3 separate regions of the Homo sapiens genome follow, and all the other regions are linked to region 1. A link is a loop called in an ENCODE intact Hi-C map of the cell type or tissue named here. Cell type or tissue: Calu3. All regions are shown on one strand.

Evidence for each region. Peaks named below come from ENCODE experiments on the same cell type or tissue, not always from the same donor. Only the 100,000 strongest peaks of a DNase experiment are listed, where the experiment ranks them.
Region 2: a loop joins it to region 1, with 4 times the contacts of the local background. A loop is called at or near these places in 9 of 110 quality-filtered maps.
Region 3: it touches region 1 in a loop (2.4-fold over the local background); 6 of 110 quality-filtered maps call a loop at or near these places.

What each region holds. Positions count from the first base shown.
Region 1 is chr5:116,133,070-116,141,069 of GRCh38, forward strand. COMMD10 (COMM domain containing 10) reads left to right here. Exons shown (of 7, transcript NM_016144.4): 5 at 999-1,109. Among named protein-coding and RNA genes, the nearest start is that of COMMD10, 52 kb to the left of the region's middle. RefSeq lists a silencer at 2,536-2,585. In Calu3, a CTCF peak has its summit at 4,935; a DNase peak (open chromatin) is centred at 4,912.
Region 2 is chr5:116,356,953-116,364,952 of GRCh38, forward strand. No RefSeq gene overlaps it. Among named protein-coding and RNA genes, the nearest start is that of SEMA6A-AS1, 87 kb to the right of the region's middle. RefSeq lists enhancers at 2,512-2,661, 3,756-4,552. In Calu3, no CTCF peak of the experiment used is centred here; a DNase peak (open chromatin) is centred at 4,909.
Region 3 is chr5:116,449,330-116,457,329 of GRCh38, forward strand. The region is part of intron 18 of SEMA6A (semaphorin 6A); the gene reads right to left. It overlaps SEMA6A-AS1 (SEMA6A antisense RNA 1), which reads left to right. Exons shown (of 3, transcript NR_109879.1): 2 at 299-488. Among named protein-coding and RNA genes, the nearest start is that of SEMA6A-AS1, 5.8 kb to the left of the region's middle. RefSeq lists a silencer at 5,375-5,454. In Calu3, no CTCF peak of the experiment used is centred here; DNase peaks (open chromatin) are centred at 4,782 and 5,245.

The DNA of each region.
Region 1 (8,000 bases):
AGTATTCTAGTCAAGGAAAAATTGTGAGCCTGCCATTCTTACCCAGTATTGCTAAGGTAGTTTTACTAAATCTATTATTAGGGTCATGTTCTCAGAGGCATATGACAATTGCATTTCACAAAACTTCCCTAAATATTGATACTTGAGATTTACAGGAAATTAAATCTAAAACCTTACACTTCTGAAGCTGGAGGCACCATAGAGCTGTGAAGTTCAGTATAAAGTCACATCTGTGCTCAATACTTTATAAGAAAAGTTACTCTGCCTTAGTCTTCCTTTACTATTTTTGTCTTACTTGATTAAAATTTTGCTGTTGTATTAACTAATAAATTCAAAGGAAATGTTCTGATTAGTTTCTGTCATAACTGGGAACGATAGTAAGAGTACCTTGGAAAGTATGATAGTCTGTTGCGTAACACTTGCTGGGTAGTAGATATCAATTCTCTGCCTGTTTCAATCTCATTGTGTCTAAAGGTGTGAACCTCTTACCATCTGGATACTTTAGTTTCCCTCTAAATTAAAAAGAAAAAAAGCAAATCTTACCTGTATAGTACCTACGCAAAGATTTTGGAAGATAGTGGGAAGTCATTAAAGTGCTTTTCACCAATTTATGCAATTTACTAGTTGAAATTTGTAACTATTTAAAAATCATTAGTTTTAAAAAATACTATTTTAAAATAGTAATTTACTATTTAATATTTAAAAACCATTGGCTCTTTTAATATATTTCATTGCTTGGTATTAGAATTTTTTATTTTTAGAATAGAGTATATTTAAAGATGACTTTTGCTGTTAAATTTGACAGGCGTGGCAGGAGGCCAATCTAATAAGCCCAAAGGGAGAATTCGCAGAGTATGCAGGTTAAAAGAGCCCTGGAACTGACTTTCTGTGAAGCCTAGGCTATCCATATACATTCCTGCTGAGTGGAGATTTGCTTAAAGTTGACTGTTTTCTTCCTTCTGTACCATCTGATTCCAATCTGCACCTGTCTTTTATAGCTAGAGACCGTTGGATGGCAGCTTAACCTTCAGATGGCTCACTCTGCTCAAGCAAAACTAAAATCTCCTCAAGCTGTGTTACAACTCGGAGTGAACAATGAAGATTCAAAGGTAAGAAATGGTATCCCATTAAAAGGATGTATTTTGTTTGTTAGGACTTAAACTTTTTATTCTTAGCAGTCTTTGCTCTCTGGATTTAGAATTTAAACATAATTCAGTTAAACAGTTATTAATAAGTGGATCTTTTTTGACAGAAATAGCTTATCTTGCAAGGTGCCTTTCTTACAAAAACATTTCATAATGTCTTCTTTTAAATTCTGCAGTGAAAAAAAATTGTTGAAGACCATATAAAATTATGATTTTAATGTTTTAGGTATTTGCAGATATTCCTGAGTGTTTCATGTTTTAAGCTGAATATATGTGGTAGAGAGAATATTGTTTGTTGTCCAGCTAGAGCCTGGAACAATAAATATGATGGTGACCTGAATTGTGTTTTTGTGTGTGTAGTAGTATAGTATGCCTGCATGTGTTTAAATCCCAGCTTTTGAGAAATACAATTTATTTATTTTTTTTGAGACGGTGTCTTGCTGTCGCCCAGGTTGGAGTGCAGTGGCGCGATCTCGGCTCACTGCAGGCTCCGCCCCCTGGGGTTCACGCCATTCTCCTGCCTCAGCCTCCCGAGTAGCTGGGACTACAGGCGCCTGCCACCTTGTCCGGCTAATTTTTTGTATTTTTAGTAGAGATGGGGTTTCACCGTGTTAGCCAGGATGGTCTCGATCCCCTGACCTTGTGATCCACCCCCCTCAGCCTCCCAAAGTGCTGGGATTACAGGCGTGAGCCACCGCGCCCGGCCTACAATTTTTTTTATACCACAGGATTTTACTTTATTATTAATTTCAGAACAACTTGAACGTGATTATTAAAGATCAAAGCATTGCTATGAAATACTTTTTGTTACTGCGGCATATAGGGAAATATATCTTTCAGATATGATAAGAGCTTTTTATCATATTTTATACTGTAATGGATTATCTTTTAAGGTAGAAAAGGGGGAGTGACTTTTTCCTCCTAAGTAGATAAGACTATCTCATCTTAAGACAAAATAGAATTGAGAATGAGGTATTAGAGAAGATCTGAGGCAGGAGATTACAGTGACTGAATGATAATAGAATAATGGAAGAAATGTTATTATTTATAACAGGAATTGAAGGATGGGAATATTATTACTTTTTTGTTAAAACTTTCGCTATTCATTCTATTATGCAGGTTTCTGGCTTCTTTAAGAAGTATCTAGCCCAGATTATATGACTATAAAATTCTGTGGAATTGACTTGAGTCTTACATATAATGTATTAGTTTATTACAGTGTTTCAAAAGTATCATTTTATTTCACACATTTTCACTGGAACGTAATATGAACTTAGTGGTTAGAGTCAAGCTATTAGAGTATGTCTGGTGGTTTCCCTTTATGTGCAGTTTCACTTTCCATAGTTTCAGTTACCCGCGGTCAACTGCCGTTTGAAATAGGTGAGTACAGTACAGTAAGATGAGAGAAAGAGACCACGTCCACATAACTTTATTACACTATGTTGTTGTAGTTGTTCTATTTTATTATTATTGTTGTTAATCTCTTACAGTGCCTAATTTATAAATTAAACTTTATCATAGGTTTGTATATATGGGAAAAAACAGTATATATTGGGTTTAGTACTATCCATGGTTTCAGGCCTCCACTGGGAGTTTTGGAATGCATCCCCCCACAGTGGGCAGGGGGACTACTGTGTGCTCTGCAGTTTAGTGTAGTGTAACCTCAGGCAAATTACTTAATCTTTGATTCTCAGTTTCTTTATCTGTAAAATATAGGTAATAGTATCTATCTACACAATTTTTATGAAGACTAAATACCTAGTATATGTAAAGTGTTTAGTCCAGTGCCCAGTATTACAGCGTGTGCTCAATAAATGCTGGCTACTACCATCATCATCAATAAAACTTTTTTGTTTTTGGCTAAAATAAAGAAATCAATCCATTTGTTTTAATTCAGAGCTCTCACTAAATTTATTTCCTGATGAAGTTATTACCTCTTCCCTTGTTCCTTGCATTCCCTCTCCCTTTTTTCTTGATTATATTTTTCACATGTATCCTTACTGGAAATTAGGAGGGGAAAAAGAGCCTGAAAAGTCCCTTTTGTTTCTTCTGTGAACTGAGTAAGTTATTCCTTTAGGTGTAGGATGATGATCTGGAACTCACTAGCATAGACTGGAGCTATTCCATGAGTGAAAATACATACATACATGCACATTCCAAGTAGCTATATACTTCCTTTGTTTTATTTTTCGTGACTACCTAATGTTAAGTCTGCGTAGCTAAAAGCATTTTGTATGTTGGAAGTGTACTATTTTGACCACATACATTGGATATGCTTTAAGCATCATGAGTTCAGCAATGCTTGTCTTTGGGATTCTCAAGTCCTTCTAGCTTCTTTGTTACATCTTCAAAGTATGCCTATGTGTCTGTTATATTTTTAGGCAGTAGGAATAAAAGAGTAATGCTTCTAGTAAGACAGCCATGTTAATAAGACATTCAGATTATTCAGGAAGATGTGAATATCTAGATGTGAAATCTAACTCATTTGAAATATGAGCTTGAGTACATTTATGTTTTTCTGTGTTTGTATTTTGAGATTTTGGATAGATGCATATATGCACATTGATTAATCTTATAACTTGCAGAGCTAGAGCACCATTTTCATTAACAAATATGCTGAGGAAGAAGAGGAGAAGCACACATACATAAAAGATATTTCTCTTTCATCTTGTATGTAGACTTAAGTGACTTCTTTGTATTGTCTTTCTCTTCTATGGCATTGTACACATTTTGTGCCTGTGTCTTATATCTCCTAAACAATAGACAGACACATAATGAGGTATAGAGCTACCATCACCTAGGCAGAAGCATGCCATCTCCAAGTGTTATGGTGTGCCCTAGCTGTAAAGGAACAGTTAACTACTATACCTCTTTTCCTCAATGAACTGCTGCCTGGAATTACTGCTCTTTCTCTTGTTTACCTTCTCCTTGATTTTATGATTTGGTATTCTATTCTTTGTACTCTTCATCTTATTCCTTATGTTAATTTTTATGTGACTCCTGTTATTAAGGACCACAAACTACTTTTCTTTCAAATATTTACAAATATGAAATGAGAATTCTTCACAGGTTGGAATATTAAGTAAAAAGGAATGAGGGTATAGAGCATGTTTTAAAAAACAAGTTTATTAAAGGAAAGGAAAGCTTTTACAAAAAGGGAGATTAAAAGTTACCACTGCTTAGTTTATGATATAAAGTATCTTAAAGTACAAAACTGTCATACTTATGAAGTTGGTGTTGGTTTAAAACAGGAAGCATTGGGTACAGTTCTCATAAATGTGTATTTTATAGGGTAGTTATCCTGAAAATATACATATATTAAACTACTGGGAGGATTAGAATCACTGTAAATTGTGAGGGATTATTTTGGTTGTATTTACTTTTGAGCTGTTGTACTGAAAACTTACTGTAATTCACTGAAGAGTACGGTTTATAAGGAGCTCCTTATCTTCTTTTTCACTTCTAACATACAAATGAAAAATGCAGCCTGCAGTGAAGTTTTAATTGCTATCACACTGGATAACACTGTTTGACTGTGGTCTCCTTTCTTAGAACACTTCTGTCTCGAGGCTTTCCTGTTTTGCTATTAATTTTATCACAAAAACTAGGTGATTGTAGCTTTCCTGCAGTATTTTGATATGTATTCTAGTTGTTTTTGGTTAATTGTCTTAGTGTTTGTCTACTGTGTTTAGCAAAGTGAGATTATTTTCCTGTTCCACAGATACCTCAAATCGAGTTTTCTGACTTAAAGTTTTTTTCGTTAGGGGGCAGTAGAGTGCTTTGCTTACCTAGCCTTTTCTGGCATTCACAGTGTTATTTGAAATAACATTCAAAATAATTTGTGAAGTCAGTAGTTGAAGGAAATGCTAAGTGTTTACATTTCAAATCTTTATAGAACAATAGAGTTCTCTTATTTATTTCCATAAACAAAATTAATGCTTATTAATCATATACATATAGAACAAATAAATGAAATCATCATGATTTGGCTTTTGAAATTTGTATATGATCATTTGCCAAAATGAAATATATTAAAAGCTTTCTACATTATTGACTTTTTTGTTACATTCTGTCACTTGTATTAATTTCTTCATGAGAAAAAAGAATAAAATAGTCCATAAGATAATTGAATGGCTCTATTAGGTTATGATGTAACTAGTTCTAGGCCCATTGTAGTCAGCTGAAAATTCTTTATTTCTAGAGAGTAATGTCATTTGTAACAAATGTTGATAATTTTGACTGACACCAACACTTTAACTTTGAATATCTTAAAATACTTAAATTTTGCTATTAATCTTAGTACATTTTTTTCCCCAGTAAATTTCCTGTTAAAGACAAACCTGTTTTGTTAATACAGGGATTCCAAATTTTATTTGTGCATCTTTTGAGGAAGGATCCTTGTGTTTCATTTTTTTTTCTTTTACAGTAACTGTGGTAAAATCACCCTGACAGTAGAATTTTTATTTATCTTAATGTTAAATTAGATTATAATCAGATTGCAGAAAGTACTTTATGTAGAAGTAATTATGATTTTGAATGAATTTGGGGCTTCTAATACTAGTTTTCTGACTTAGAGCTCTTCATTCTTATTTCCAAAATATATGACAAATTCTGTTTAGTGTGAGAAAATGGGCAAAAGTTCTTTTTTAAAGTGTTTACTCTGTGCTACACATAGTATCACTTCTTTTTGTGGTTAAAACCTCTCTTCCAGGCATGATTTCTTATTATTCTTATTTTATTGATAAATGGAGACACGGAAGCACAGAGAAGTTAAATAATATTCCCATGTTATACAGATAGTAAACAGTAGACCTAGGATTTGAATCCAGGCAATTTTATTTGAGTTCCAGTTTATCAGTAGGATGCTGTATCACCTTGTTAATTTAATAACTTAGCAGTTGAAATTGTAATATGTGTATATGTTTCAAGGTGTTGAAAGCTGTTGTAAAATGTAAGGTTGTTCATAGGATTATCGTTACATGGACTCTAGATTTAATTTTTCTTTCCCCTTTATTTGACTAAGTTGAAACAATTTTACATTTTTAGTCAATTAGAAACACCATTTATTCTTATGTAGTAAGTAAAGTATAAATGATGTCAGTTCAACAGAGGCTGCCTTTTATTAACAAATATTATTGTAAGGGCTACATGACATCAATGATGTTGATGTGAGCAAATAACTGCATCAGTTAAAAAGAAAAGATGTCCTCAGATCTATTTAGGATAGATTTCTCAGAGAAAAATATGTATGCTATTCAAATCATGAATTCTTGTTATAGAAATTTAAATCTTTTCATCTTAAAGGTGGTGTTAGTATTGACTGATTTGGAATGACCTTCACATTTTTTAGCTACTTATGTGAGTTCGTCTGCATTTTCCTTTTTTTTTTCATTGAAGTATCACGTATCATATCTTTATTAGAATAAATCACACTAAAGCATACTTTCTCACCCTTAATTACACATACAAATGAGATAATTCAACTGATAGGACATAATTCAAATATAAATAAAATCATTCTCTCACATATTTAACATTGTTGAGTGGATTTTAAATTGTATATATTTAAGGTATACGGCATGCTGTTTTGATATAAATATACATAGTAAAATGATTGCTACTATTAAGAAAATTAACCCACCCATCACCTGCCATTATTACCTTTTTTGTGTTTGTGGTTAAAGCACGTAAAATCTATTTTCCTAGCAAAATTTCAGTTTACGATACAATATCATTAATTATAGTCCTGATGCTGTACATCAGATCTCCAGACTTATTTATCCTACATAACTGCAAGTTTATATGCTTTAACCTGCTTCTCCCCATTTTTTCCCTTTCCTTGTCTCTGATAATCTCTGTTCTAATAGGCATTTTTAAAAAATTCCACATATAAGTGAGATCATGCAGTATTTTTCTTTCTACGTCTGGCTTATTTCACTTACCATAATGTCCTCCAGATTCATCCATGTTGTTGCAAATGGCACTATATCCTTTTTCAAGGCTGACTCATACTACTATGTGTGTGTGTGTGTGTGTGTGTGTATGTGTCTGTCTGTATATATGTCTATGCGTATATATATGTACACATATGGACACATACACATACCACAATTTATCCATTGATAGATAGTTACGTTGTTTCCATATCTTGGCTGTTATGAATAATGCTGCAACAAACATGGGGGTGCAGATATCTCTTTAACATACTGGATTCATCTTCTTTGAATATATACCAAGCAGGAGATTCCTGGTAGTTCTAATTTGAATTTTTGGAGGAACCTTCAAACTGTTGTCCTTAATGGCTATACCAATTTACATTTCCACCATCAGTGTACGGGGTTCCCTTTTCTCCACATTCTCACCAGCGTTTGTTGTCTCTTGTCTTTTTGATAATAGTCATTCTAACAGTTGTGAGATAATATTTCATTTTGGTTTTGTTTGCATTTCCCTAATGGTTAGTGATATGGAACATCTTTTCATGTATCTGTTGGCCATTTTTATGTCTTCTTTGGAGAAATTTCTATTTAGGTTCTTTGCCCCTTTTAAAATCAATTAATCTTAGTACATTATTATTATTTTGCTATTGAATTGTGTGAGTTCCTTATACATGTTGTATATTAACCCCTTATCAGATATGTGGTTTGCAAATTTTTCTTCCAGTCTGTAGGCTGTGTTTTTTGTTGATGGTTTCCTTTTCTGTACAGGAGCTTTTAGTTTGATGTAGTTCTACTTGTTTATTTTTTGCTTTTGTTCCTCAAGCTTTTGGTGTGATAATTCAAAATATCAGACTAGGATGAACATCAAGGAGCTTTTTCTCTGTGCTTTCTTCTAGGAGTTTTATGGTTTCAGATCTTA
Region 2 (8,000 bases), 220 kb after region 1:
TGCACTACTTGGGATCAATATCAATCCCAGGCATAAATACCCAGGAATGGAGCCAAAGGAAGGAGAGACAGGGCTTAGCTATGTTCTTTATTCTTGTACCTCACATCTACTCTATCTGCCTGGGTCAAAAGCTCCCACCAGGGCCACTGGTTCCAGATAGATCCAACTTCCTCACAGCAACATATTATGAGAATGATGAGCAAATTCAGAAGCCAGGTATATTTTCCTGGCTTGATGCCTTAGACTTCCTTCCTGGGGAAATGACCCATTAACCATGTCACTAGATCAGACCTGCAAACCTCCAACCTCCAATATACCTCTTTGGAAGCCCAAATTTAACCCAGGTGCTCCATGGCTTAATCTCTGTGTCCTCTCACACACCACTCATCGCAGTTCTTTTTTTGAAGTAAAGGTTCCATAAGTGTTTGGGGTCAGTATAATGTATTGAGAATTTAGTTTGCATGTGTTCCTTTGTACTTTTTTCCTTGCCCTTGTTAGCAGGGATCTAGGGTCTTATCATTTCTGTGCCACAGAAGCTTTTGCAAGGCAGAAAGCAAAAGCTATGGAAGATAAAAGGCTGTCCTTTGCAAAAGTCTAAGGTAATTAAAGAATACTAAAGGCCTGTATTGATTTCCAAGGGCTGCTCTAAGAAATTGCCCATAAACCTGGTGGCTTAAAACAACACAAATTTATTATTTCATAGCTCTGGAGTGCAGAAGTCCAAAATTAAGGTATCAGCAGGATTGATTTGTTCTGGAGCCTCTGAGAAAGCATCTGTTTCATGCCTCTCTCCCAGCTCCTGGTGGCTGTTGGCAACTTTAGGCATTCCTTGGCTCTGTCTTCACGTGGCTTTCCACACTGGGTCTCTGTGCTTTCTTTGATAAGGACACTTGTCATTGGATTTGGGATCCACCCTAATCCAAGACGATCTCATATTGAGATCCTTACCTTAGTTCCATCTGAAAAAAAATATTATTCCAAATAAAGTCACATTTTGAGGGTCCAAGTGGACATACTTTCAGGGGAATACCATTGAACCACTATAGAGCCTAAGTGGTCGATGAGTGAGAAGAAGGAGAGATTTTTCTCTTGACTAAATTATTTTGGAGCTATGGGGAGGGAGAGAGTAAAACCACATTACCATTTTGTAGCCATATCCCAAGGAGGAGATGAAATTTGGAGGGGAAGGCAGCATGGTACACCTACACATAAGCAGGCTGAGCCCAAGGCCCTGCCTCCTCAGCCCCCAGCCTGACAGTGAATCTGTCACTCAGTGAAGAGCCATCAGACTTCAAGGGATTGCTGTGGGTTTGGCCATAAGAGATGAGAGGCAACCTGGATGTCCAGGCAATTGGAGACTCTTGCTCACTATCTTCTGAGCAAGATAAGCCTCCCCAGATTCCTGTGCAGCCTAGGAAGGGAGGGGCCCCAACAGCAACTGGACTGAATCTCTCACCAGACACTTGAACTGGCAGCTCAGAGTTGGACTTCTAAGTTTGAAGAAAATAAAGCTAAATTTTCCAGACTGAGATTCACTGTTGCTCTGTTAAACAAAATCCCCAAATACAAGCTCCATGGACTGATTGTAGTTGGCCTGGTTTTCCCAGGTTTCAGCCATGTGGCTCCTCCTCCTGCTACTATCCTTGTTAGTCCTGAGGTCCCCTGGTTAGCTCTGGGGAAGAGAACAGAGCAGATGCTGGGACACACTGGTGGGTTGTGGTGGTATCAGATCTATGGACAGAGGCCACCAGCCAAGACCACCTCCAGGGACTGAGCCTCCAAAAGAACACTGGGATACCTTCCTTTCTAGTTGTAATCCACCCACCACTTTTCATCTGGAATCATTTCTATAGGTAGGAAAAATAAAAGATGGGCCTTGTTGGTGAAATGCAAGGGGAGCCAAGCTCAGGTATCATGCAAGGCTATGCAATAGGAAAAGTGCAGAGCTGGGTGATCATTTCCACTATGTGGATGCAGTACAGTTGATGTGTACTTTGGGCTAGTTTGGTTTTTTAAATAGAACATTTCCCCTGCTAATAAGCTAGAGAGCTCAGTTCCTCTTTTTGTAAGTGGGTGTGGATGACGTAGTTCTATTGACACTTTGCTATGTTTTTTTCCAACTGTAGCTCTTTTATCTTCTCACACCTTTCAGCTACAGATTTATTCCTCATATTCACTCCTCTCTCTCCTACCTCCCTATTTCTATAGGTGTTTATGTCCTTTCAGTGAGCCCAGCACAACAGCTGCTGCCACTTATTGAGTGCTGACTGTGTGCCAGATGTGTTCAACACCATACATGTGCATATTTCTCTTAATCTTCCTTGCAACTTTAAGTGTATTATGTGTATTATCTCCAGTTTACAAATGAGGAAATAAGCCCAGAGAGGTTCAGTAACTTGCTCAAGATTGCACAGCTCATAAGAGGTGGAACTGGAATTTGAGGTTATATCTGTCTGATATAAGGCCAAGCTTGCAGCACTGCTTCTTGGCACTGTGCTGTTCTGTGAGATAAGAGGCAATTCTTGCAATTCTCACTTTAGTGTCTGTAATGTTGGTGGAGGGTGAATGAGTATTGCATCTCAGCTGCTGCTCGCAGGTAGTGGCAGGACCAAACCACCCAGGGCTCTGGGTGTTTGCTGTTGGCAGAAGCTTCTCCTGGTCTGCCTGATGCTCCAAGTAGGCAGGCCATTAGGGAGCCCCCCAAGGTGATGGCTGTTATTTTCAGCTGAGGGATCCGAGCAGAACCCCCAAAGAAAGAGTTATTTCAAACTGGGCCTTTGTTCCTTCCTCTTCCAGTGATTGCAATTCTGGGCCCCAGCTGGAGGTCTAGATTGCAAGATCAGGAAGGAGCTGGGCCAATTTTCTGGTTGCTTCTTTGCACTAAGCTCTTGTGTTTTCACAGCAGCCACAGGCCCTACATCCTTCCTGGAGACCCCAGGGTGGAACACAAGCAAATTCATCTCTTTTCACTTCCCCACCCCCTTGCATGGTGACTCTTGATTTGCTATGCTCAGAGCCTGTCATTGCTGGGTAGGGGCTTGCATATGGCCCCCATTTGAAATGAATGGTTTTTGAGGGGCTCCTGGAAATGTGTTGCAGGTGAGCTCCTGGACACTTGGCTTGCCTGCTGCTTCAGCTCTGTTTGCTTTGACTAATTGTGTTTTCTCTGCCAATTTGTCTGAGTAAAGTTTTTCTATCCCACTTTGTCCGACGTCTACATGGTACATCTGGTACCCATTTGGCTGAGATGGGGGCAGGAGCAGGGTGGTTAATTGAATGCTTGGCACAGGGCTGCAAGAAGAAAACTGAGAAGAAAGGCAAGAACTGGGAGAAGAGCTTAGAGAATGCTCTAATGCTTGGAGCCTTTGCAAAGTCCTGAAACTCTACAATCTCTTTTCCTCCACTTGGTTTCTGTTTAGAAACAGAGCCTTAAAAAGGGCAAGAGAAGGACTTTGATGAGATTCTGAAACTAGATTGCAACTACTGTTTTAGTATAAACCCCGCAGTGCCCCATCTTTCTCCCACAGGGCCCATGGCTTCTCGGTAGGTGGCTAGGGTATCACTAAGCCCTGTTTGTGGAAGGGGAGAAAGAAAGAGCTGGGAAAGATCACCTGTCTATGTCTATTTTTGTACGCATCTAATTTGGAGCCTCTCGTTCTGCAGTGGGAATTTTGGCTCCAGATCTTGGTCTGGTTCCCAGGATACTGAGTAGAAGTAAAAGTGAAGCAGCACCACTTGGAATCCCTGCTTCTGGCAAGGGTCCAGGGCCAGCCCAGGCACTGCATGGGCTCTCTCTGCCTGTCTACCTGTCGTTCTGTCTCTTTCTCTGCTTCTGATTTTGAAAGACCAAAAAGAGCATGGATCCTAGAGTCACAAAGTGTAGGTTTCAGATCTCAGCTCCTGCTAGATGTGTCATCTGGCAAGTGCCTATTCACTTTGGAGCCTCAGTTTCCCCTTATAAAATGTGACAATTCACACATTGTTCCAAGGAGTAAATGACATGATTCAAAACGCAAGTCAGCTCTGCACCTCTCTAAGGACTCTCTACTCAACCCTGAAAGGAAAGTAGTGTCATCACTGTCAGCATCCCTGTTTTATGGAGGAGGAAACTGAGGCACAAAGATGTTAAGTGACCTGTCCATGGTCTCACAACCAGTAAGTGGCAGAAGTGGCCAGAGTCCAGGCAGGGAGTCTGGCCCAGAGCCGGCGCAGGGAAGCCTGCTCTGCTGCCTTTGTAAAGCTTGGGTGCTCCCAGCGCTGGGCCTGGACAGAGGAGGCACCCACTCAACAGCAGCCCTGACTCTTACCACCCCAGGGATGCCGAAGCTGCAGCCTATTCCAGCCGCCGTCTGGAAGAACAATGGCCCTGGGGGCCAGCAAGCCTTAGAGAACAAGAGCGACTCAAGGAGAGAAGGCCGCGGCAGGCGCTGAGGCTCTCACAAAAGTAAGGGCAGCAGGGGCAACCCAAGGAGGTGGGGAAGGGCACGCGGGAAACGAGGTCGGCGCCCAGGCCTGCCTAGGCCGGCCTCCCTCCCTCCGCAGGTCCTGGGGCTCCTCCGGGTGGCGCTCTTGAAATCCATCGTCACCTTCCAAGCGGCCCTCGCGCGACTGCAGCCAGCCCCGGCGGCTCCTTGCCTGCCTGCGTGCCCTTGCGGCGGCTGCTGTCTACCCTAAACAGCTCCAGATTTAGGGCTCCTCCATCTGATTGCTCTTCCCCAGCCGCCTGGTGCTTTCAAGTGGGCCCGACACGCTCCCGGGACTTGGCCACGGTCCCTGCATCTCCTGATGAGAGCCCGCGCTTCTAATTCGGGTCCGCCCCGCACTCTTCCCGCGCCCTGCCCGCGCTGTCATTACGGCGCTGTCGCTGCTCCCACAGAAAGCAGGCGGCCGCAGCTCTCGCTGGCCCGGGGCCAGACCCAGGCCCGCTACGCCGCCTCGCGGACTGGATCCACCCCTTGCAGACAGGCACCCTGCTTGGGTGTTGTTCCTGAAGGTGCATAGGGAGGCTCCTGGGAAGACAGGGAGACTTTAAGAAGGAGAAAGGTGCGTTTACAGGATGGATTTGAAAGAATCACACTTTACTGGTCTGCCCAAGACACCTCACACCCAAAAGAAGCAAAGAGGTGTTCTGGAGGAAGGACAGAGGGAGAGGCTGCAGGTGCCCTGTGGCTGGCCATGTCATGATCTGACTCCTTGGCAGTGTCTTGGTACACGATTCCTTATGTATTTTGCATGCAAATCTAGTCAGGTTGGGCCTTGAAAGGAGCCCTGCCTGGTAGGCTTCACCCCCTTGGGCAGTCTGGGTGTGACTCTGGCTCAACAAGTTAGTTCTCTGCTCTGAACTTATTTTCCTCTTATGAAAATGAGGATAACGGTGGCGCTCTCGTGTGGAAATGACAAGTCACCCAAACTACCTGGCACATAGTAGGTCCTCAAGAAATGATAGGCCCTTCTTTGTTAAGGTCTCTGGCCCCCATACTACTCCTATGCATAACTTTTGGTCCATCTGTCTCTCTTACCTTCTCCCCAAGGCCAGCACCGAAGTGGTCCTCACACTGTGCTAGACTCCATTGACTTGAGGAGTTGGATTGCTGCTAGCTAGCCAGTGAGGGCAGAGAGGTCTATGTCTGAACCTCGGGATATCTACAGGAGTGACTTTCAGTGTTCTCTTGCCTCATAACTATGGCAGACCCACAATTCAACAACCATGGCATGGGAAGGGTATGTAAGGGATCAGACCTCTTGGGGATAAGGGTCTCTGTCACTGCACAAAACAAGCAACTTACACTAACTAAATGCTGACCGAGGATGAGGGAAATGGAGAATGGGTGGTAGAAATAAGTGGTGTATACCAAGTATGGTCTTGAGATCAGCTGAGGCAGGGGAATCAGAACTTGTGTCACTCATACTCTTACACTAAGTCCTGGTAAAGGCTGCAGCCTTGAAAAAGACTCAGATTAGGTTTAGAGGGTCCATGACAGATATGCGAGGTACAAGGGATATCTCCTGTGCCCCATTTCAAATCCTCCCAGTGTCACTCCCTACTCTTCTGACCATTACAGTGGCCACTTCTGCACAGGTGTCAAAACAGCTTTGCTCTGCAGCAGTGTGGCAATGTCTGCCCCAGGACCCCTCTGAAGCTGCTGTGTAGAATGTCTGTAGAATCCACTGGGCACTCACCCATGGACAGCCTGGAGATGTGAGGAAGTTAGTGTCGAGAACCACCTTTGACCAATGGAAGGCAGGATCCTATGGATAAATGCTGAACCATTTTACTCCCCAAGCAGATAAATAAAAGCTGCATCCTATCAGGATCTTTAGAAGGTCCCATGGAATTGACCATCTGTTGTCCTAGGAGCAGCCCACTCACTTATGCATCTTTGCCTTTCCCCTGTTTCACTCCTCGGATCCTGTCTCTGGATCCCTTTGATCACTTTTTATAAAAACTACCTTCAGGTAAGTCTTTGTTTCAGGCATGGCTTTTAGGGGAATCCATGCCAAGCTAGCCATTTATAAAGCTTAAGGACAAAAGGGAAGATGCGAAGAAAATATTTTCACAAAGTGGGCACATTAAAGAAGTGTCATAAAACTGCCAGGTGTGCTGAGTGCCTATTTTGGGTGTGCAGTAATGTGATGAAGATAAACTTATTAGCATCTTTGTGTTTTCTGCCAGAACTTTGAGCACCTCAGGTGTAGTCATAAGATACGTGGATATGGACTTAATCTTTAATGTGCATTTACCAGATGAGTTTGACAGAAAGAGAAAGGTTAGAAAAACAGCAGAATGCACAAAGCAGTAATTATAATGGTGAACAAAGGAATTAAGCAGAACAAGAAGGTAAGTGAGGATAAAAAGAAGAACATATATAATGTATTTTTTGTATATTTATAAAGACGTAAAAACAGTAGGGTCAATGGATTGATTTCAGAGCATGGGGAGTACTGACATACAGATTTTGGAAGTGGTGCCTTAACTGGTGGTGACAGGGTTAGGGACACAATCATGAGAGTGTGGCCTAGGTGAAATAGAGATTAATGATTGTTGGAGGTGAGGAGGTCAGGGAACTCAGATGGCAAGGTATTCCATGAGTCCCTATTCTACAAGGTTGTTAAAGTCACCAAGAATGGTGATGGGAATAGGGGATAGGAACAGGTGTTAAAGTTATTAATGAATGAAGGGAGTGAGTTGGTAGATGACAGTTTAGCAGATATGGATGGCAGATGGTCAAGTTTGGAGACATGAATTTCAGAGGATCTAGGGGCTTTGAAGGAGGGGAGAAGATAACTGAATTCAAAGTACAATGTGACATTTATTCCACTTTCAGTCTGACATAAAGAGAATAAGGTGGGACAGGAATTGTCTCCATTTGAGAGGCTGCAGATGAAGGGGACAGCCAAATTTCCATTAAGGCAAGATATAAAGAGACCTTATGAAAAGGGACAAAAGATATAGGGGAACTTGGTGATGGCAGATCCTGAGTCTCAGGATGCATAGTATGCAAAGGTTGGCAATGTGGACAGGGAGTGAGAAATGGAGATAATACTTGCCTTATAGAACTGTTGCAAATACGAGAGATAATTTTATGTAATGTGGCCAGTAGAATGTCTGGTGAAGATGATGATGATGATAATGATGATGATGATGATGATCATTTCCAGAAGAACAAGAGTTAAAGGGGAAGCATTGGTAATGTCAGAAGAAGCGCTCATTTGGGAATCAAAATGTTCTCAAGTCTCTTCCTGGCTCTACTATTAACTAGCTGTGCAGCCTTAGGCAAATCAATCACCTTTGTTCTGTGGGCCATGTATAAAAGGAAAGAGTTAGATAACATCAGTGATTGTCCAGTAGGAGGTGGCAGGGTGGTCATGTGTCAAATACATATGATAATTTCCTAAAGCACTTTTTCAAAACATGTGTATTTGGGGTCCCCCAATAGGTCAAATTTCATTTTCTGGGGGTAAGGACCCAGGAAGTGCATTTCAAAAAAGTTTTTCAGGTA
Region 3 (8,000 bases), 320 kb after region 1:
GGGAGACGCATTTTTCATCTACTAAATCAACTCTTTCTGGAATATGTTTCATGTATTTTACTGGCAGGTATCAGTGGCACAGAATTAGAATGAAAGGAAATAAAGATCTCTACCCCTTCCCAAGCCCACAACACGCAACCTTAAACTTCTACTGAAATGTTGTCTTTGTCACAGCCGAGACCTTGAAGCTTTCTCATGGGGGTTTTTCTGCTAAAATATTTTGATTTCTGAAGTGATGGTTTTAAAACCCAGAAACCTTAGCCTGAAAAGTACATTCTCTTTTTCTTTCCTTCCTAAGGGTCCTCCTCCCTTCAATTGTGACATCACAGTTGGTTGCTGTGGAAATGATTGTCCTGTGACAAAGGATTGTGACTTAAGTAGAAGCAGCAAATATCTCTTAAGAAATAAAGATTCTGTGATCCAACAAATACCCTTGGTAATAAAAGGCAGTCAAGGCAATTCACCATAAGGAAAGAGTGTACAAGACGGTAAGATATCAAATAATTTTCAAATGTGATACTTTTCAAATATTTCCAGATTTATCTCCATCAGCTTTTAAGGGGTAGAAACTGAGAAGCAAAAAACAGCCGGAAATTTGGCTGTAACTCACACCTTTTATGTGTGAAGCTCCCCAAACAGTGGGGTGTCCTGCATTCAAATATATTTTAGTACCTATTCACCAAGGAAATGTGCTAATGAAAATTTTCTTTCTTAAATTTGCATTTCCTTATTATGCTAAAATAGCTACTGATTTTTCTTCAATTTTGATTATGTATGGGGTTCTACCGAACACCGTTTTTAACCCCCTACATATAATTGCACAAAAATGTACACCTGTGGATAAAATGGTTTTAATTTCTCTCATTGACTTGGTGATTTCAGTGGGAGTTGAACACAGGCTAGACGGCCCCAGTAATGGGGTGGGGGTGTATTAGGTGTTTTTTTCATGGCAATGAGTATTTCATGAAACCCTTCCAGGCTACCAAATTTAGGGGGACTGGATATTCCCAATAAATGTGTATTATAATAGGAAGCTATTTACAATTGACTTTGGCATTCTACAATTTAAACTGCCCTCTCAGTTTAAAAGGAACGTGGAAAGAGTAAAGCTAGAGCAATTCATTGGTTTCACTGGGAAAACTGCAAATTTTTCACATGTATCCATTGCTTCTTAGCCTTACTTTTAGCTCCCAAATATCATTCTTCTTTCATGTCTGAAGGTCCTTGGCTATTTTAGACTCATGAAAGCTACTTATTCTTTCACTGGGAAGAACTCTTTTTTAGTGGATGATATTTGAGTTCAGGTTTTTGGTTGTTAACAAGTTAAGTAGGATCTGACCTTTCAGGAAAATGGTATCTCAGACAGATTTTTTCCCCCGTCTCATTTTGTTATATAAAGAGTGGCCTTAAAAACATTTTTGCATGTCTTCATCTATCCATGGGGAGGCAGAGGGCTTTCCTCATCTGCTTGTGTAAATTCAGAAACGTCCAAAGATGGAAACAGATCAGAGAGTAAGTTGAAAGTGCAGTTGAAGAAGATAAGGTAAACGTTATTTTTGGAAATGCCTTTCAAACTTAAAGCTTTCTGCTTATATCATGAAAAAGGCCAAAGAAGCATTCACAGAAATGATCAAGTCAACTTTGTGGAATAGCCATTGTGAAGGCTTGGAAACAGCAGACTTGTCAGTAGTGGTGATAAAAGCAGCTAGAGAAGATCTCAGTGGGCTTGGAATTGCAGGCTCCCACTTACTGGCTGGGTGACCTTTTGGCAAGTGACTTAACATCTCTGGGCCTCAGTTTTTTTATCTGTAGCATGAGGTGAACACACCTAATCTTACTGCCTTACTGGATTGTTACAAGAATCAAAGGAAATAAAAAATAGGAAAGAGCTTAAATGCTGTAGTTTGCTGGACAAATCTAAAGCTCAAAAGAAGCCACAAAGGAGAAGTGGTGGGTTAGTGGCTCACAGAGGGCTTCCAAGTGATAGTCGCAGCTGCTCCATTGGATTCCATTTGCTATTGGTCTCCCATGGGAGAGGAGTAGACCTGTGCTTCCAGGTCCAAACTTCGTGCCTTCTAAATGTAGTCAAAAAGGTGATATGAGATTTCGAAGCAATATAAGGGAATGCATACTGTTTCAGGATGCCTATAGTTACTGAATTTTGAAATAATTAAAACAACAGAAGTGGAAAATGTTGGCAATTATAGTTGGATTCTCAGTGGAGTGCAAATCCTGGGCAAGTACCACATTTTTTCGGCATTTATAACCCTTGCCATCCACAGAGCTCTTAGTTGGGTAACTCAACAAATGATGGCTGAATAAATGGGTTTTCAATACATTGTAGAGCTATTTTTAAATGAACTTCTAAACTTGGGAGGTAATCTTTAGAGTGACTATCACCCTTGCTTTTGAAGTCATGGAAATAAATTCTATCTCCAATCATATAAAAGAATTTTAATAGTAGCATCTATCAGACAAACAAAAATAAATCTATAATGGTGCTCAGTATTTGCTCAAAACAATAAGAAGAGAAACTATTTCAAAAATGAAATTAGTTCTGGGAAAAATCCAAAAGAGTCGATGACGATAAATGGGTTATTTACAACAACAGAGTGCCCCAGTGGAACTGAATAATTAGAAAAAAAAAAAATGCATCTCTGCAAAGGGCAAAGGGCAAAGGGCAACAGGCTAGAGCTGAGTATCCCTTGCTTCAGATGCTGCCTGGAAGCCCTGGGCAAGTAAAGGGCCCTTGGAGGGTGGTGTACTCCCCTCCGCAGGTATCCTCCCACTGCAGAGAGAACAATCAGAGTTGGCTTCTCTACCCTAGGGTCTTGAAATTCCTTCCTCTGCCAACCCCTGCATCCTCTTCTGCTCTTACCAATTGAAAATGGGGCATTAGTAATGAAAACAGTATTTGAAAAATCCTTTGCATTGATTCATTAACCACCAGCTATTTCTCACCAGTCATAAGGTGCTAAATGGTTAGTCTTTCCACCTTCCTATTGCAGGAAGCAAGGCACACCCTGGCTTAGAGATTTCTCTGAAATCATGTCTTAAATTGGCAGAACTGAGAAAGAATAGAATCTCCACTGTTTTTTTTTTTTTTTCCTGAGGTGAGAGTTTTCAGATGCTGGAGGGAGACCTCAGAGAGGAAATTTGAAGTTCTTTAGAGTCCAAAGCAATGAAAAGATTATGAAGGACCCTGCCCCTAGACCCTGCAACATGTGATTCAAAATAAGAACAATTGTAAACTGAAAACTAAGAGGAAGCCCAATACAATTCTGACTTTTCCTATGATGACCATGTTAATAAATTTTGAAATATCAAACACTACATTCCTTATTTTAAAAAATGTTTTCTAGTAGTCCTGCTCATGGATACTATTCCGTGCAAAGGGAACCTAGCACCAGGCTCTGAGACAATTTGCTTTAGAAATGATGTTTTCCCCTAACTTAGGGTTGGGTTGTTTCTTTATTATCACTCTCCTAGTATAACAAGGTTTTGGCTCCAAGCATCTTTGTGGCTGCCTTCAGCAAACATTTACCAAGCACTGCACTAGGTGTCGGGGAAGGACAATGATGAATGAGGCATAAACCAGCAGGGAAGAAGGCAAGTGCTTGCATACAACTCTGTCCAAAGTGTGGCTATGTCATGAGTTACATCACTTCTGCTTCAACAGTGGGCAAAAGCTTTACATTGGAAATGGCATTTGAGCTAAGCCTTAAAGATGCACAGGATCTTAGCTGGAGCAGAGAGAGCAACAAGAACTGAGCCTTGGAGGGAAGGAAAGGGAAGGCCGTAGTGAGTAATAGCAAATGGTCTAACTCCCTTCTAGTCTGTTAGGCTGGAGGCATGAGCCACCCTTCCATACTCAAGCTTGCTTCATGGCTCTCATACAGGCTGTTCTCTCTGCCTGGAATGTCCCTACTCATTTTCCCACTCATCAGACCCTATCTTTAGGGCTCAGCTTAAATGGGGAAGCCTTCTCTGACTCCTTAGGCCAGTTAAGTTCTTCCTTCTAAAGTGTCCCCAGAGCTCTGCATTCCCTTTATTCTAAAATCATCACTAGTATGATACTTGTTTTTCTCACCTAGACTGCTAAAACTCACCACTGAATCTTCAGGCAGAAAGGTGCTCAGTAAATATCTTTTAAATAAATAGTAAAGGAATGCATACATGAATGAGCACTTGTAGAGAAAATACAAGAGCAAGAGCTAGAAATACCATTTGGAAGGCTGTGGACAGCCTTGAATGATTAAAAAAGAGGTTTAGAAGATCTGCCACTCATAGAAGGAAAGTTCTTGGTTAATTTATCTGCAGTTTCTCTTGCCTGAGAAAGCTAACTTTCGGCTTGCTCTGTTCCACATTGAATCCATTATCGCAAAACTCTTGGCTTCAAAGAGTCAGTATCATTGCATCAAAAGCACAGCTAGTCTACCTGCATTTATTATTACTGTTTTTAAAATTAAAACTCTCAATCTTAAAGTATACTAATGCCCTGCACCTTACACAAATAGCTGGGAGATGTTATCTGTCCTATCAAAATGTGAAGCAAACAGACAAGCAAAAATACGTAAAATTAATCACACCTATTAAGCTAAATACAAAGGAAGAGCTCTACTCACCCCCACCCCAATTACCACCCTAAGCGTGTAAGACACAGGCAACCAGTAACCTAACTCGAAATGGTTAAGTGTGCACTTTCCCCTCTCACCCCCTTTCACTGGACGGCCCGTTTCTGAGCTGCTGTGATATGATGGATGTGTCTGTCTCCATAGTGAAGTGATTAATAGGCATCTGTGTAAAGTGGACCCGGTGACCACAAAGACAACAAAGCCTCTCTGTGTCCTTTAGAGAAATATGCAAAGGCAAAAAGGAGGATGGACATTTCCTCCATCACTGAGCCAGAGAGGGTTTGTGTTGGGTCTGAGAGCTAAGAAAGATGGCAAAACACCAAGAAAAGCCCCGGAGTAGCATCCCCTAAAAATAGATTCTTGATTCTGCTTTATAGTAAGACAAGCCTACAATTTCCTTGAAATCCTCATAACAACTTGAGTGAATGGAATCTAACAGCCCAATTTTTCTTGTTTGCAAATCTTACTGCAACAAAATTCCAGGCTCACGGTCCTGCAAGACAGTATAAATGAATGAACTAATCACTAGCCAAGCATCGCCCCGCTAACCACACAGGGCCCGCTGTAATCCCTATTAAGAAGAGAAGAAAACAAACAAGGGAAAAACCCTAACTGGAGACAATTTATTCTCAAAGCCACACCCCAGCCAGTCGAGGTGACCACGCTGAAAGTGAAATGGGAACTCTCTGTGGTTATCTGGGCAGGAAGCAGCCTTCTTCTTGTCTTACGGCATAATGTGAACCAGATGGCTTAGGAATAAACTGACATGCCAGCAGCCATGGAAATAGGCTTGGAGTTTATAACTTAAAGTTTCCTTTTCCTTTAAGTGTGTGTGTGTGTGTGTGTGCATGTGTGTGTGCGCGTGTGTGTGTATGTATGTGTTTTTCCTGGCAGGCTACAGATTAGGTACCAGGAGGGGCCATGGTCTTCAAGATATATAAAGTTAATGACTGACCATGCCAAAGTGGAGGTAGCTTCCTGGCCTGGCTGTTTAATGTCCTGAATTCAGAAGCTATTTTAAAACTCACATATTGAAATAATGCTTGGAGTGGTTGACTGTAGATGAACCCACTTCCACTTCGATCACCTTTAAAAGTGATGCATTTTTGGTTGGGATGTCATCACAGGGATAGAAGGGAGAATGAGCCTGGAATTCATTCTATTTCATTTTTTTAGAGAAGAAACAGCTTCATTTTTCCCTGTGTGCTGGGAACGCTCAGTTCACTGTTCCTCCACTGCTCTACTGCTTTAGAAATGGCATTGCCAATGGGAGTGCTACAGCCAGAGCACGGGCTGATGTCTAGACTAAGAGTCATGATAAGATAATTTTTAAAAGCCATGCCCTGGAATGCTGGTTTGTGGTTTCATGTGTTAGAACTGTTACTGTCCCCGTAAAGGTAATGATTCTTTTACATTGGCAAAGTTTTAGCAGAGTCTGCAAGGCGTATTTTCCTGCTTTTTGAAGTTTTCTTTCATCAGCTTTCTTAAATAAGACGAGAAACACAACATCTAAGTGATTTCTAAAACCAGACAAAGCATTTCTATTTTCCAACTTCCTGGTCCCATCTTTTTCCTTTACTCTCTCAAAAGGCATCAAAGCCACAAAATGGAGAAGTGGACCTCCTTAAAAAATTGTGAAATTTGGGCAAGTCTTTGCTTGGATTATTTGATTACTTGCTTTGAATTTTCTCTATAAAGCAAAGATAAAACAGATATGAAGAAACAGGTCTGTTTCAATACTGCTAAATCTTCCAACTTGAATTTTCTAGAAATGTAGTTCTTGAGATCTGGGTTAAAGATGAGACTGGGTGTTACTGGTTAAGAACATACACTTTGAGCTCATAAAGACCTGGGTTTGCGTGTTGGCTCTACAAATAGCTAACTGTGTGACTTTGGGTATGTCACTCGGTCTCCAGGCCCCAGTAGTGTTGGCTATAAGATGAGCATTGTTGGAAGGACTAAATAGGTTGAATAAATGAACACAAAGCAGTTGGCATTGTGCAGAAAACGTGTTAATGCTCAATTAATAATGTAAGGACAGTATTTCTAGAATGTTTGACAAGTTGCCTGTCTTGTACAGGGTCCAAGATTAGACTATTTTAAGGCAACACTTTGGTAGGGTTCAACTGTGTTAGCCAAAAGTGTAAAAATAAGGATTTACAACTACAACAAAACCTTGACTAGTGAACTTAAATAAGACAGCCCATCAGCAACGTGGAAAATGTCTGAATCAGTGCCACTCAGCATTAACATCACCTGGAACTAATTAGAGACAGAAATCCTCAAGTCCTGCCCAAAGTTTCAGCCTCAGAATCTCTGGGTTAGGCCCAGAAACCAGAACTCCAGATGATTCTTAAGTTCTCTAAAGCTTGAGACATGCTGTCCTGAAATAACATAAATAATATTCCAGAAAACATATCTAAGGTCTCATTGGATAATTTCTTTACTGTGGGTATCATGCTCTGACAAAGAATAGAAATCGACCTTGTTTTATTGGAAAGACAATCAAATTCCTAACAAACACTTTCCCTTAGTATCTGTCAAAAGCATGGCATATAGCTCAAAATACTGGGCTGCTACTCCTGCAAAAGAATCAACCCAATTTGCTTGCACCAAAACTGCTGAAACAATGCTTGTGGTCTCTATTTGCTCTGGTAGGAAGACTTGGAGGAGAATTTCTAATACTCCTCATCTCTGTAACTGTGGCCGTCAGATAGTGGTTGGTACCACAGAGCTCACGTATGTCCTAGATTGGGTCAGCCCAGGCATAACTGGTTCTCAAGTGCAGAAGAAGCAGAATGCTTGATGGAGCCCACCATTGGACAGAGTGGCTTCCTTTAAAGGCCTGCATCTAATATCATCTCAAAACCCACTCCCTCAACTCAACTTACAGCTATTAAGCAACGTTTGAGAATGGTTTAGGGGATGCCAAAATCTTTACCTTCATCTCTGCATGACTAGACGAGAGAAAAGAAACTCACGAAGGTTCTTCTCCTTTATATTCCCGGGGTGAAAAGAGGGACTTGAGTTCATGTGTCATTCACCAAAGTAAGGTCCTGCTTTATAATAATAAAAGATGCCTAGCACAACAGTTCACTCAACAGAGCTCTGTGCTTATTGATCTGCTGAGTTGAACTGAATCTGCAAATCCATAGAATTACATGAGACATTTTAAGTTACATTAAATTTCTGCTGTGTGCTTTTAAATCATGGAGTGCGAGACCCATCAGCACTTAGGGTATATTTATTACCTTAACAAATGTCAGATGATTGTGTCCAGTGCTATCTATTATTTATGAATAACAAGAGGCTGTAAGACTGGAAATGACATGCTTTAATACGTCCAAAAGGTTAGGCATAATGCAG